Regions from separate parts of the Mus musculus genome. Here region 2 is linked to region 1. Evidence: chromatin contacts called from ENCODE Hi-C or POLR2A ChIA-PET data. All regions are on one chromosome and are shown on one strand. The core of a region is the stretch at or near the end of the contact, and the rest is flanking DNA. Distances in the headings are between cores, read along the strand shown. Region 1 holds the start of Zfp652os (zinc finger protein 652, opposite strand). Region 2 holds the start of Phospho1 (phosphatase, orphan 1).

Region 1 (6,068 bases), core at 1,228-3,727:
ACTCCCGTTCTAGGGTATCTGGCACCCCCACACAGACATGCACGTATGCAAAACACTAATGCTTATAATATATATTAAGACTATGTGACAGTTTTTTAGAGTAGGGTTATCAACTGCCTTCCCCCCTACCCCCCATCCCCAGACTAGCACAGTGGGAACTAGGGAACTTGGGTCTTGGTTTGGCTCTGTGGGCTACTGATTTGTATAACTTTGGCTAAGCCATCAAAACATTCCCTGGCTTAAATGTCCTTCACTGGGGATAATACCTGTTCTGCCTGCCCTTGTAGTCATTGGAAGAGCTGATGAGATAACGGATGTGCAGCGAGGCAGGCAGAATGGCTCATTGGATAAAACTGCTTGTCCCTAAGCCTGATGACTGATGTCAGTGCACAGAACCACGTGGTGGAAAGAGAGAACTGACTCTCACAAGTTGTCCTTCGACCTCTACACACATGGAGTGGCCGACTACACACATGCATACATGCATAAACATACATAATAATAAAAAGGTTATATATATATGTTTTTCGAGACAGGGTTTCTCTGTATAGCCCTGGAACTCACTCTGTAGACCAGGCTGGCCTCGAACTCAGAAATCTACCTGCCTCTGCCTCCCAAGTGCTAGGATTAAAGGCGTGCGCCACCACTGCCTGGCAATAATTAAAAAAAAAAAAAAAGCCCACCAAGCACTGTTGAAATGGAAAGCTGAATTAATAGAAGACTGTGATTACTAGAGGCCATCAGGTGTGTTGGCCTATGGATGGAGCATTAGAACACTTGAAAGGTCACCTCAAGATTTGGCCATCACCCTGTATGACCTGTCCAAGCATGGGGTGGAGGAATAGATCAGATGTCCAATAAGACATTCTGAGTCCATCAGACCCAAGCTCATTCTCACATTGAATTTGATTATTATACATGCTTATTTTCTCTTCTTCTGCTTGAAGATCTCTCTACCTGTTGCAATGTGATATAGATTTTAGTCTTTACTGAAAGTGCTCGCTATTGAAAAACATGGCCCTAAGTTCCACAACTCTGGTTCCTGGCTTCTGGAGTCTAAGTACAATAAAACCCAAACACCTGTTTTTGGAAGGGGCCAAAGACAGAGTCAGCTCTTTATAAAGCTTCAAGCTCCTAACTTTGTCCCAGACTCAGGTCATTTTATTCCCTCGAAGGTTTGGGTGAGTGGGTTATGGCCGGCTGTTCTGGGAGAAAAAGTTAGCTGCATCTATATGGAAATTGTTTCTATGATGTGGGGGTCAGCTTTTGTGGAAGAACATTAATATCCTATGTTCTTAATGTTAGAAGAAGAGGGCTGGAGAGATGGCTCAGAAGTTAAAAGCTCTTCTTACTCTTACAGCGGACCTGGGTTCAATTCCTAGCCGCCCCCCCCCCCCCCGTCCTACAAGCCACTCATAACCCCAGTTCCAGGGGAATCCATCAAATGTCACAGGTGCACATGCACACATCCAGGTAAAACATTCATACACACAATGTAAAAGAAAGAAAGAAAGAAAGAAAGAAAGAAAGAAAAAATGTAGTAGAGCCCAACAATAAAAACCAACAATGTTAGGAGCTCCATTCAAGCTGTAGAGACCTTCAGAAGTTTGGTTTCTGGTGGGGAAGGGTTATCCTGATCTTAGGGATGTCATCTTGGGTCTTTTTCATGGAGACTTCACTTGCCAAGTCATTTCCTCTCCCTGTACACTAAGCACTTTCAATTACAGACACTCTCTTTTGGCTCTGAGCTTGGATAAATGCTACCTTGTTAGCTAATAGTACCATTAATTATATTAATGATTAATAGCTAATTAGTCATAATGTGGTCATGCTTCTTCCAATGGAGCCTTCCTTTCTTGCAACAGTTCTGGGACTCTAGCGCACGCGCGCACACACACAGACCACACAGACACACGCACGCACGCACACACTTCCCTATTTCTGGCCACAGGATGAGCCCAGCAGTCCATCCTGTTTGCTTACCATACTGGCGGTCTCTAAATCCCCCTAGTTGTAATCAACTATCCCATTTGTCTGGTGGATGGCTACTTCTTACAAGTGTCGCCCCTTCTATTTCTGTCACTCACTGACTGCTCTCTACTAACAAGGTGGCCAGCAATTAGGGTTTTTTTCTTTTTGAACCGTATTCCATAAGTCAAAGATATCTACTTCCAAATCTCACTCTGACCCACTTTTCCACTTTCTCCCCCCTTTGCACTTTTACGTTTTCTTATTTCTTAGGATCTCAAACCCCCTGCCCACAGATACTTCGTCTTCTGCCTTCAGGCTTCCTTTTGAAAACCACGCCCCCACCCCCTTAAGCGTCGCGCATGCGCAGCCCACGACTTTACCTGGGCGCTCGGGAGTGGGCGGAGTGGGCAAGGGCCGGGGGTGGAGCAGGCAGCCGGCGGTTATCTGCTCGGCTGAGCGCTCACATTGTGGCAGGAGGGAGAAAAGGTGCGCCCAGGCCGAGCCGAGGGCCGCGCATGCGCGCCGACCCCCATAGCCGGGGATGGGGTGTGTAGGGGGGGGAGGTGTCGGGATCCCGACCGCGCGGGGGGGAGGGGGGGGCGCGTGCAGGGGCGTGCGCGCGCGCGCGCTCCCGCCGGCCTCCCTGCCCCCTTCGCGCACGACATCCCTACAGCACACCCCCTCCCCCGCCGCCCGCCCCGCGCGCCGCCCGCTCCGCGGCCCCGCTCGGCCTCGCGCGCTCGGAAGGGAGTCGCGAGACGTCGGAGCGGCGGCCACGTAGCGCTGCGGCGGCGGCGGCGGCGGCGGCCGAGGCCGGGTCTGAGGATCGGCCCAGAGCGCAGACGTTGGGCAGGGGGAGGGGCCGGCACGGCGGGCGGTGGGGACTGGAGCGACGCGGCGCGGCGCGGCGACAGGCCCCCGCCGCGGGGATGGGCCGCCGAAGCGGCGGTGGTGGCGGTGGCGGCGGCGGCGGCGGCCCGGGTGAGTAGGAGCCCCTTCCCCGCGCTCTCGCCTCCCGCCGCGGCGGCGCCCTGGCAGCCGCGTTTCCTCTGCGCCCGGCCGGGCTGGCGGAGCCGGAGGAGCCTGCGCCGAGGCAGCTGCGTGCGCTAGGCCGGAGCAGCCCCCATCCGGCGGGCAGGCCCCGGGCGCTGCGCGTCTGCCGCTCTCAGCTTGGCCCGGGGTGCCGGCTCCGTACCCCCGCCCCCTCTCCCCAGCTTAGCTGCAGTTTTGCAGCGAGTGGGTTCGCCTCGAGGCCTGACGGGGTGGCCGGGGTGCACGGGTTAGTAGGCTGAGGAGAGCATTCTCTTGCCCTGCAGCTGGTGGCTTGCACCCACTACCTCCCCCGCCGTGCGGTTGCGCCCAAACCTCCAGCCCTCGAGAGTATTGTGGCACCAGGAGATAACACGCATGTGATGTACACTCGCCACCCGCAGCACCACACTCAGCCCAGTGGGCGATGCAGACCTTTCTCCACCCTCACTTCGTCCACCCCTCCAATCAGGCTTTACTAAAGAGTCCCAGGTCGGAGACACCAAAGAGAGGGATACCCCTGTTACATCTCTATGAAACATGTTCGTTGTCGAGGGATGACTATTGTAGAAATGATAGATGTCTCTGCTTTGCCTCGAAGTCAGTCTTTAGGATTTAAGATCCTGTATGCTCCTCTTTGAAGCGGGCCGGTCTTTGATTACATCTAGCTCATCCCTCCCCCAACAACAACATCAGGAACACGCGCGAGCACACACACACACACACACACACACACACACACATATATGCACACGCACACTCGCACACTTCCTGATTGCGGAACGGCCCCTGTCATTGCGGATCCATTGTCAGAAGTGGCTTGTGCCAATCAAAGGAATGTGCCTTTGGAGGAAGATGTTTTTTTCACAACCAAGCTACAGGATGTCAATCAGTCTTTGGTTCCCCTCCTGGATCTTACCCATGTTTAAGCACCTTCATGGTGTTTCCCTTAATGGCTTTTCCAGCGCGCTCTCAGTATCACCTGAACGACGTTCTCCCCCGACCTCTCCCACCTCCAGTTAATTAGATATCTACTGCACACAGTAATTTCATCGGTTTTGTTGTTGTTGTTGCTGTTGTTGCTGCTGCTGTTGCGGCGATGTTTAACATAACAAGGCATAGCCTGCATAAGTAGTGTAGTCTTTTGGGATGAAGGTCTATGTACTTTTTTTCCAAACGATGGTCGGGGCCCTGTTGTTCTGAGAAAGGCAAGGAGCAGTACATGCTTTGTTGACAGCATGTATGTTTGCTTAGGAAAGGAAATCTGCTCGGATGTGGCAGGTGATGTTCCCCGGTGGGGCTGGTCTGTGGTGGGGTATGTGGCCTTAAGTCAACGGCTTGCTTATTTGAATCACCACTGTGCACATGTGTTCACATAGATACTGTCTTTAGTATAAAAGATTCACAGCAAAATTAAACTCTTCTTTAGGGCTGTGGAAGTCTTAGGGCCCTTTGCAGTGAAATACATACATGGTTTTGTATGCAACTACACAATCATCTCGAAGCTGGTCCCGGGACCTCAAGTTAAGATCTGTGTTATGCAAAAGTGAAAGCAGTTTGAGTTTGTGTTTTGTTTCTCTTAGGCATTAGACCTACTATGGCCCTGGAATAAAGAGCATGGGAGCTTGCATAGGAATCATTGTAGGTTTTTGTTTTTTTTTTTTAATTAAAAACTGTCTTTAGATTTTATTTTATGTATATGCATGCTTTATCTGTGTGTATGTGCACCATGTGTATGCCTGGTGCCTACAGAGATTAAAAAAAAAAGGTGGTAGGACCCCTGGAACTAGAGTTAAGGATAGTTGTGAGGCGCTATGTTGGTGCTTGGAATAGAACTTGAGTTCTCTCTGTAAGAGCAACAAGTGCTCTTAACTACAGAGCCATCTCTCAGACGGCTTCTTATTGTTTTGGTTTCTTTGAAGGAAGGCCAGTCAGAAATTATATTTTTCGTACCTTCCCGTCAAAAGCCTGAGAATCATTCAGAAGAAATTAAAACTAGAGACAGAATCATCTACATTTGACCAATCGATCCTTTATCTTCCCGGCATATTCTGATTGTAGCAAATTTCAACAGCCAAGTGTGTGCTCTGTGTTAAAGTCTGTAAGGGACTATGCAGTGCTTAAAGACTGAGCCTGATCTCTTTGTCACCCCATGGTAGAACACCTGTCCAGGGCTGAGGCTTTTTTTCCTACTTTGCTAAGTCTGATTTCATTGTCTATCAAAACCATCCATTTTGCTGGGTAGATTTCTGTTACAATTTGAGTCTTTGCTCTCCACATTCAAAATCCAGAGCTGGGGATGAGCTTTGCAGCATCCTGTCAAAGAGCAGTCGATAAATGTCTGTGTGTGTGTGTGTGTGTGTGTGTGTGTGTGAATTACTCTGCATTCAGCCTTCATCTTTTGATCATATTTCAACCAAGAGATATGTGTTGCAGCTTACGATAGTGCTGTGATGGACAGTGATGGTAATCACAGTCCCCAGGTCTCTAGAAGCATAAAGTTTCCACTTAAAAAAAGAAAAAAATTTAATTGGTGTTCCGAGAGCTTAAGGAATTCCTGGTATTAACTAGCATTTTGAAAGGCAAAGAGGCTTGGGATCTTGCATAGAAGCTGTTCCACACACCTGAAGGATAGCATTTATTCTAATAATTATGCAGTGTATGCTGTGATGTTTGAAAGTATGCTGAAGTTGCATATGCTGCATTTTATTACCTAATATGCATGACTGAGGTGACTTATATTACAGGTTATATTTTTTGTTGGTGGCACGCCTGTAGTTTTATCATCTGAATTATTTGCCTAGCCTAGACGCGAAGGACTTCAAAGTTGCAAACATGTTATTTTTCTTTGCTAGTGAGTGGTAATGTTAGAGGAGGACCACTGGTGTCTCAGGGGAACAATTGCTTACCTGGTTTAGTTTTGCAGAACCTATTCTAATTCTAACCAGTCACCTGACTAGTTAAATACGCACGCACATACCGTGGAGCAGCTGACTGAGTAACCGTCAGGCTGTGAGAACAGCATTCTCTCTCAGCTTGCCAGATTCAGAACGTGGAATCTGGAAAAC
Region 2 (6,068 bases), core at 1,887-4,386, 110 kb after region 1:
GGATTGCCACGTCATGCCTTCAGGCAAGGTCCTTTCTAAATGTCCCTGGGTTTTTGTCTCTGTAAAACTGGAAATACTAAAGCCACCTGCAGAGGCAGTTGTCCAGACCACATGACCAAGACCCAGCTGGTTCCTGGAAAGGTTAGTGGTCTTCCTCCCTCAGGTGGGCCTTGTGAACTGAACCATTCCTTCCTTCCTAGAGCAGGTCATGACCTTGGATTCCCGGCTTCTTGGCTTTACCATTGGAACCTTGGGCAAGTGACTCAGCCTCTTCGTGAGGACCAGTTGGAAAGTTTGACTCTGGTCACCTGAGTCAAGGGTCATCAGAGACTTGAGCAAGCTCTGTCACCTCCGATAACTCTTCACCCCACAAGCTCTCTGCCAAGTCAAGTGACCCAAGTCCTAAAGTGAACATTGACCCTGGCTGAGCATGAGCCTCTGATGTCTGGACTGTGGCTCACTCTTCCCTTCCATTTCTGTCCCCATCTTTAGACACAAGGCTGATCATTCATTGGTTCACTCCCTGACAGTTAAAAGAGAAAAAAAGTGGAAAGACAGACAGGAGTATCCTGAAAGTTTTATCCCAGGGAGAAGAGATGCTGGGGTGGACATACGCCTCAGCAGTTGAGAGGGCTTGTACTGAGCCCCCAGAGTACCAGAGTTCAGTTTCCAGCACTCACATAAGGCAGCTAACCTCTATTACAGTCACTGCCTATATCTCCAACTCTGGGGGATATAAAGCCCACGGCTTCCGTGGGTCCCTGCAGGCTTGTGCACATATACACCATACACACACAGTTGAAAGTCAAACAAATCTTTAAAAAACACTAAGAGTGTCTATGTTTAGGCCTGAGACTACGTCAGAGGTAGGGCAGCTGTCTAGCATGCCCTCCAACACTGATACACTTATTTCACAGAGTTGGAGGCACGGCACGGGGGATCATCCCCATGATGGAGCTAGAAGGTAGACCAGGGCAGGAAAAACTCGAGATCATTAGTGGGGGCCAAAAGTCATCTACCAGCACTCTCTGACTGTATCAGTGAATTTGGAAAGGAGGCTGAAATTTTGCAAGAGAATCAGATTTTTTTTTCTTCCAAGACAGGGATTAGCTCTGACTATCCTGGAACTCACTCAGACTAACCTTGATCCACTTACCTCTGCCTCCCAAGTGCTGAGATTAAAGGTGAGTGCCACCACCAGAGCCAGCAAAAAACAAACATCTAAGGCCTAGAGGTGTCAGTGTCCAGATTAAATCCTGGGGTCTGGGTCACAGTGTTGAGTAAAACAGACATGGATCGATCGGGTGGTGGTGGCCCAATTCTTTAACTTCAAAACTGGGGAGGCAGAGGCAGGCTGATTTCGGAGTTCAAAGCCAGCCTCATCTACAGAGCGAGGTCTTAGACAGCCAGAGCTCCACAGAGAAACCCTGCCCTTTTGGAAGACAACAACAAAGGCAAACATGGTCTCTGCCCTCAATTTACTTAAAAAAGAGTAAAAGTGACAAGGGAGAGGCGCAGTATGAGGTCATGGGTAAGCAAACTGGGTTGGAACTCCAACGCTACGGTTCATCAACTGGATAGCCCAAGCAAGCTGGGTTAGCTCTTCCCAGTTCGATTTCTTCAGAGCCTCAGTGGCATCATTTTGGAAGGAGAACAAGGATGGGAGCATGGATCCAGACATTCAAATCTTTCCAGCCATCTACCCACTCCCCTCAAGTACACCTAGGGCTGGTTTAAGAAAGGGCATAGTGGCACACATGCCTTTAATCCCAGCGCTCAGAAGGTAGAGGCAGGAACTCGGGAGTAGACCGTCATTCTGGACTATACAGCAAGGCCCATTACTAGCCTGGGCGACAGGAAACTGTCTCAAAGGGGGGGGGGGTCTGGGGGGCATTGGAGGGCCGAGAACAGATACAACACAGATGATGAAGGCTGTGTGAGCCTGTCTTTGAGAAGGGTGTGGAGATGAAACTGCTTCTTTAAGAGGAGGGATTGCAGGGTGTGGGGACTCGGGCCTTTAATCCATCAAATTGGACATGGAAGCAGGAGATTTAGGAGCTCAGGGTCGGGCCTAGAATAGGTAGCAACAAATTATAAGAGACCCACCCTCCCACCCCGACTCAAGATAAAAGGCCCAGGGCCTGAGCACCGCTAGGTAGAGCTAGGTAGAATAAACACCGGTAGCCCTTGGACTTCAGGAAAGAGGTGAAGGGGCGCTGGCGTGTTAGAGAGGGAGCAGGGGCAATGGAGACGTCGCCCTCAAAGATTTGGGCGGGTGGTCCATCGTATCGGCAACTTTTCTGCCAATCTGCCTTCTGCTGGTGGAAGCACGGAGCTCTGGTATTCAAAGCTAGAGGATGATAGGAGAGTTGAAGGTAGACCCAGGCCAGGGTGCACCTCCTCACCCACAGATCCTGTTCTGTGACTGAAGTGAGGTGTCCTTGTGTTCGAACTCTTGGACAAGTCTTTTCTCCTGGGTTCGTCGCACCGGTTCAGAAAGTGCAGGTTTCACCTCCTCTCTTTTAATCGTAATCTAGTGTTCTGAGGGGTGGGAAGGAAGGGAAAGCTCGCCAGAGAGGAAGAGCGGGAACTTGGGAGAAAGCGGGTTTTATTTGCACCACAGTGCTCAAGTGTCGGTTCTCCAACTCCGAGTTTAGGCGGTGCTGGATTGGGAGAGCTTTTCCATCGGCAAGCCCGAGTACCCGGTAATTTGGGGACAGGGTTCCGAGGACTCGGCAGGATGCCGCGACTCCTCCCGGAAGGGCAGAGGGCGAGCTCGGAGCACATGGAGGGAGGGCTGCTTGGCGGGCCGGTCACCCGGCTGTCCCGCGACAAGGAGGGAAGCCGGGCGGTGGAAGGGCTGCCTGCAGAGTCCTGGCGCCGAGCCCAGCAGGAGGCGGGCAGTGTGACACTGACTCACGCACGTGCCCACGCGCACGCAGAGGGTGCCCCGCACCCACGCTCCTCGGACGGGACGCGCCACGCTCCACCCGTCCCGCCCGCCCAGTCTCACGGCCGCTCGCGCGGCCTCCGGGACAGCCCGGAGGCGTGGCTCCCGGGCAGCCCGCCCCTTTGATGTGCGCCGGCGCCACGGTGATTGGCTGGGCGCTTGTGACGTGCGGGGACTGCGGTGGGCCCGGGTGCTGCGGCTGCCGCAGCGCCCGCCGCGGCTCGGGCTCTGGCTCCCCGGCATTTAAAGGGGACGCGGCGGCGGCCCCGAGGATGGGGGGCAGGTGGAAGGGACGGAGCAGAAGCACATCATCCACAGTCCCTCGGGGCTGGAGGGATTCGTGAGCCGGAGCTCAGAAATCCGGGGGTGGATAAGACCGCGTACCCCCCAAATCCCGTAAGCACCCCTTGCTCCATCCTGTCCCTAAATCCCTTAAGTAGCCCCCTTCCCACTACTTCCACTCCAAACTCAGCTGGGACAGACAGCGTGACCGCTGCTGCCCCGCATGAGTCTTGGGCTCCGGGAGGACCGCGATCTAAATGTTGGGGTGGGGGCTGTGTGTAGTTTGAGTGTGTTTCATGTGCTTGGTGGTGGGGTAGTCCCAGGGGCAGAGAACTGAACCCCCTCCTTTCCCAGGTTAATGGTACCCAGTGTCCCTTCATCTCCGGGGACTGTCATAGCTCCCCGCCACCCACAAGTCCTTCCTTCTCCCCGAGCTACGCACCCCCCGCCCGCATTAGAGCGAAGCGCCCGCCAGCTGGGGGTGTGCCAGAGTGCCTGCTTTCCAGTCACCTCTAAAAATATCTCTCCTGCTACCCCACCGGCAGCTGCCATCTCCCTGCCCCTACCCAGTAAGAATCACCTCTGCTTGTCCACCCCAGGCAGGGGACCCCAGAGGTGACGCCTAGTCCCAGATTCCTCACTGGCACCGGGGCGCAGACTAGCTAGGACAGGGAACATACAGAGCCTCCGGAGTTCAGGTAATTTCTTCAAGAGGCAGTAGAGATCCCTGAGTTTTAATCCTATTTCTGATGCTGTGTGATGTAAGCTGGACCTCTCTGCACCCCCTCCCTTGCCCATTACGGGTTAATGAACAAGAAAGGAGTTTGTGAAGTTGCGAGTGTTGGGGGCAGGAATCCTAGCTTAATTGTCAGATCTAATTTCTAGTGATGGGCATACTTATTCTTGAAGCAGAGAGGGCTTGACAGTTTTTAAGTGCTCACCCCCACTCTCAGTCTGCATGTTTCTTGTGGAAAACTCCCCAAACTTTCCTATGGGCTCTACCCTCTCCCCCATTAGGAGAATTTCAAGCTTAGACTTAAGTTAGTGCACACACACACACACACACACACACACCCCTACCCCGACTTCCCACAGATCTAACCTAAAAGTATTTGTATCAAAGGAGCAGGCAGGGGCTGTGATAGGGAATCAGGGCTGCAAACATTGATCTTAGATGAGACTAGAAAAGGACTTCCCTCAGCCCCCAAAAGTTTGCCTCCTGGCTGCTCTAGCATGTGGGAGAAACTCAAAGGTCCTGTCCTGTTCTCCACGGGGACTCTGGTGGTCACACAGAATTTTTTGTTGCTTTGTTTTTCTAGACAGGGTTTCTCTGTGTAGTACCGGCTGTCCTGGAACTCACTCTGTAGACCAAGCTGACCTCTAACTTAGTTTCACCTGCCTCTGCCTCTGCCTCTCTGCCTCTGCCTCTGCCTCTGCCTCTGCCTCTGCCTCTGCCTCTGCCTCTGCCTCTGCCTCTCTGCCTCTCTGCCTCTCTGCCTCTCTGCCTCTCTGCCTCTCTGCCTCTGCCTCTCTGCTTCTGCCTCTGCCTCTCTGCCTCTGCCTCTGCCTCTGCCTCTGCCTCTGCCTCTGCCTCTGCCTCTGCCTCTGCCTCTGCCTCTGCCTCTGCCTCTGCCTCTCTGCTTCTGCCTCTGCCTCTGCCTCTGCCTCTGCCTCTGCCTCTCTGCTTCTGCCTCTGCCTCTCTGCCTCTGCCTCTCTGCCTCTGCCTCTCTGCCTCTGCCTCTGCCTCTGCCTCTCTGCCTCTCTGCCTCTCTGCCTCTCTGCCTCTCTGCCTCTGCCTCTGCCTCTGCCTCTGCCTCTGCCTCTGCCTCTGCTGTGATTAAAGGCAATGCCCTGCACTGCCCAGGACTTATCGCTTATCACCTGTCAGAAGTGAGTGACTTTTTTTTTTAATGGCAGTTGTTTTGAAACAGGAATTTTCATGTAGTTCAGGGTGGCCTCAAACTCAGATTCTCTGCCCCTATCTCCTGCATCACCAGCTGCCAACTGGTCTATGCTATGAAGCCAGAAAATAACTAGGGGTGAATGGGGCAAGGACCAAGTGTCTGTGAGGCTGTGTCAATTTTTGGGAAGAAACCCGGAATACCTGGCCTTCTGCTCTGCAGAGAAAAAGACAAGATTACCAGAGTGGAGGCGCTGGACTTTAATCCCAGTGTTTAGGAGGCAAAGGCAGGAGGATCTAAGTTCAAAGCCAGCCTAGTCTACAGAGAGAATTGCAAGCCAGCCAAGGTTAGGTAGTGAGAGCCTGTCAGCTGTCAGCATTGGGACTGGTATAATTCTTTCAAAGGAAGACAGGCAAGTAGTTAACCCCCTCCAAGAGATGAAAATTAATCTTATCAAGAGTATTTTTATTACATGCCTGGAATCTCTGAACTCAGGAGGCTGTCCAGGTTGGTCGACCCTGTCTCAAAATTAAATACAAAGATAATGGGTTAAGGGCATGCTGTATAGTATCTGCAAAGCCCTGGGGTTGGTCCTGACTGTGGGACGAGGGGAGTGAAGCAGGAAGAGAAGAGAAGGTTGTTCTGTGTGGCTGCTGGTGACCCGTTTGGTTTGTATCTTTGTATCTGACCCTTGCTTCCCTCCCTGCCTGACACTTAGTTCCTCTCTTTGTGATTGCTTTTACAATGGGTGTGGCACCCTCTGACCTATCACCTCTAACTCTTGTCTTGGGACAAAGGTTATATCAGCCGGGATTCCAATGGTGACAGTTTCCCCAATGTCCCTTGCATGCGGTTCCCTCGTCTACCATCCCTGCCCCTTTCTCTCTCACTATCTCAATAATGTTGTCTCCCAGAGCACTGCTAGTTTTTGCTA

What was found. Hi-C counts contacts between places; a loop is a spot of excess contacts on that map. ChIA-PET counts read pairs that join two places held with the same protein, here RNA polymerase II (POLR2A).
Region 2: a loop to region 1 is called in a map of heart, with 2.2 times the contacts of the local background. The contact joins the promoter of Phospho1 here to the promoter of Zfp652os in region 1. A Hi-C loop is called at or near these places in 1 of 37 maps with a recorded cell type or tissue (heart). POLR2A ChIA-PET finds 5 or more read pairs at or near these places in 1 of 5 experiments (Patski).

Annotation. Positions count from the first base shown.
Region 1 is chr11:95,710,277-95,716,344 of GRCm38, forward strand. It overlaps Zfp652os (zinc finger protein 652, opposite strand), which reads right to left and starts at 2,478. Exons shown (of 2, transcript NR_045780.1): 1 at 2,352-2,478.
Region 2 is chr11:95,821,364-95,827,431 of GRCm38, forward strand. Phospho1 (phosphatase, orphan 1) reads left to right here and starts at 3,137. Exons shown (of 3, transcript NM_153104.3): 1 at 3,137-3,346. Gm38958 (predicted gene, 38958) reads right to left here and starts at 3,048. Exons shown (of 1, transcript NR_164195.1): 1 at 2,592-3,048.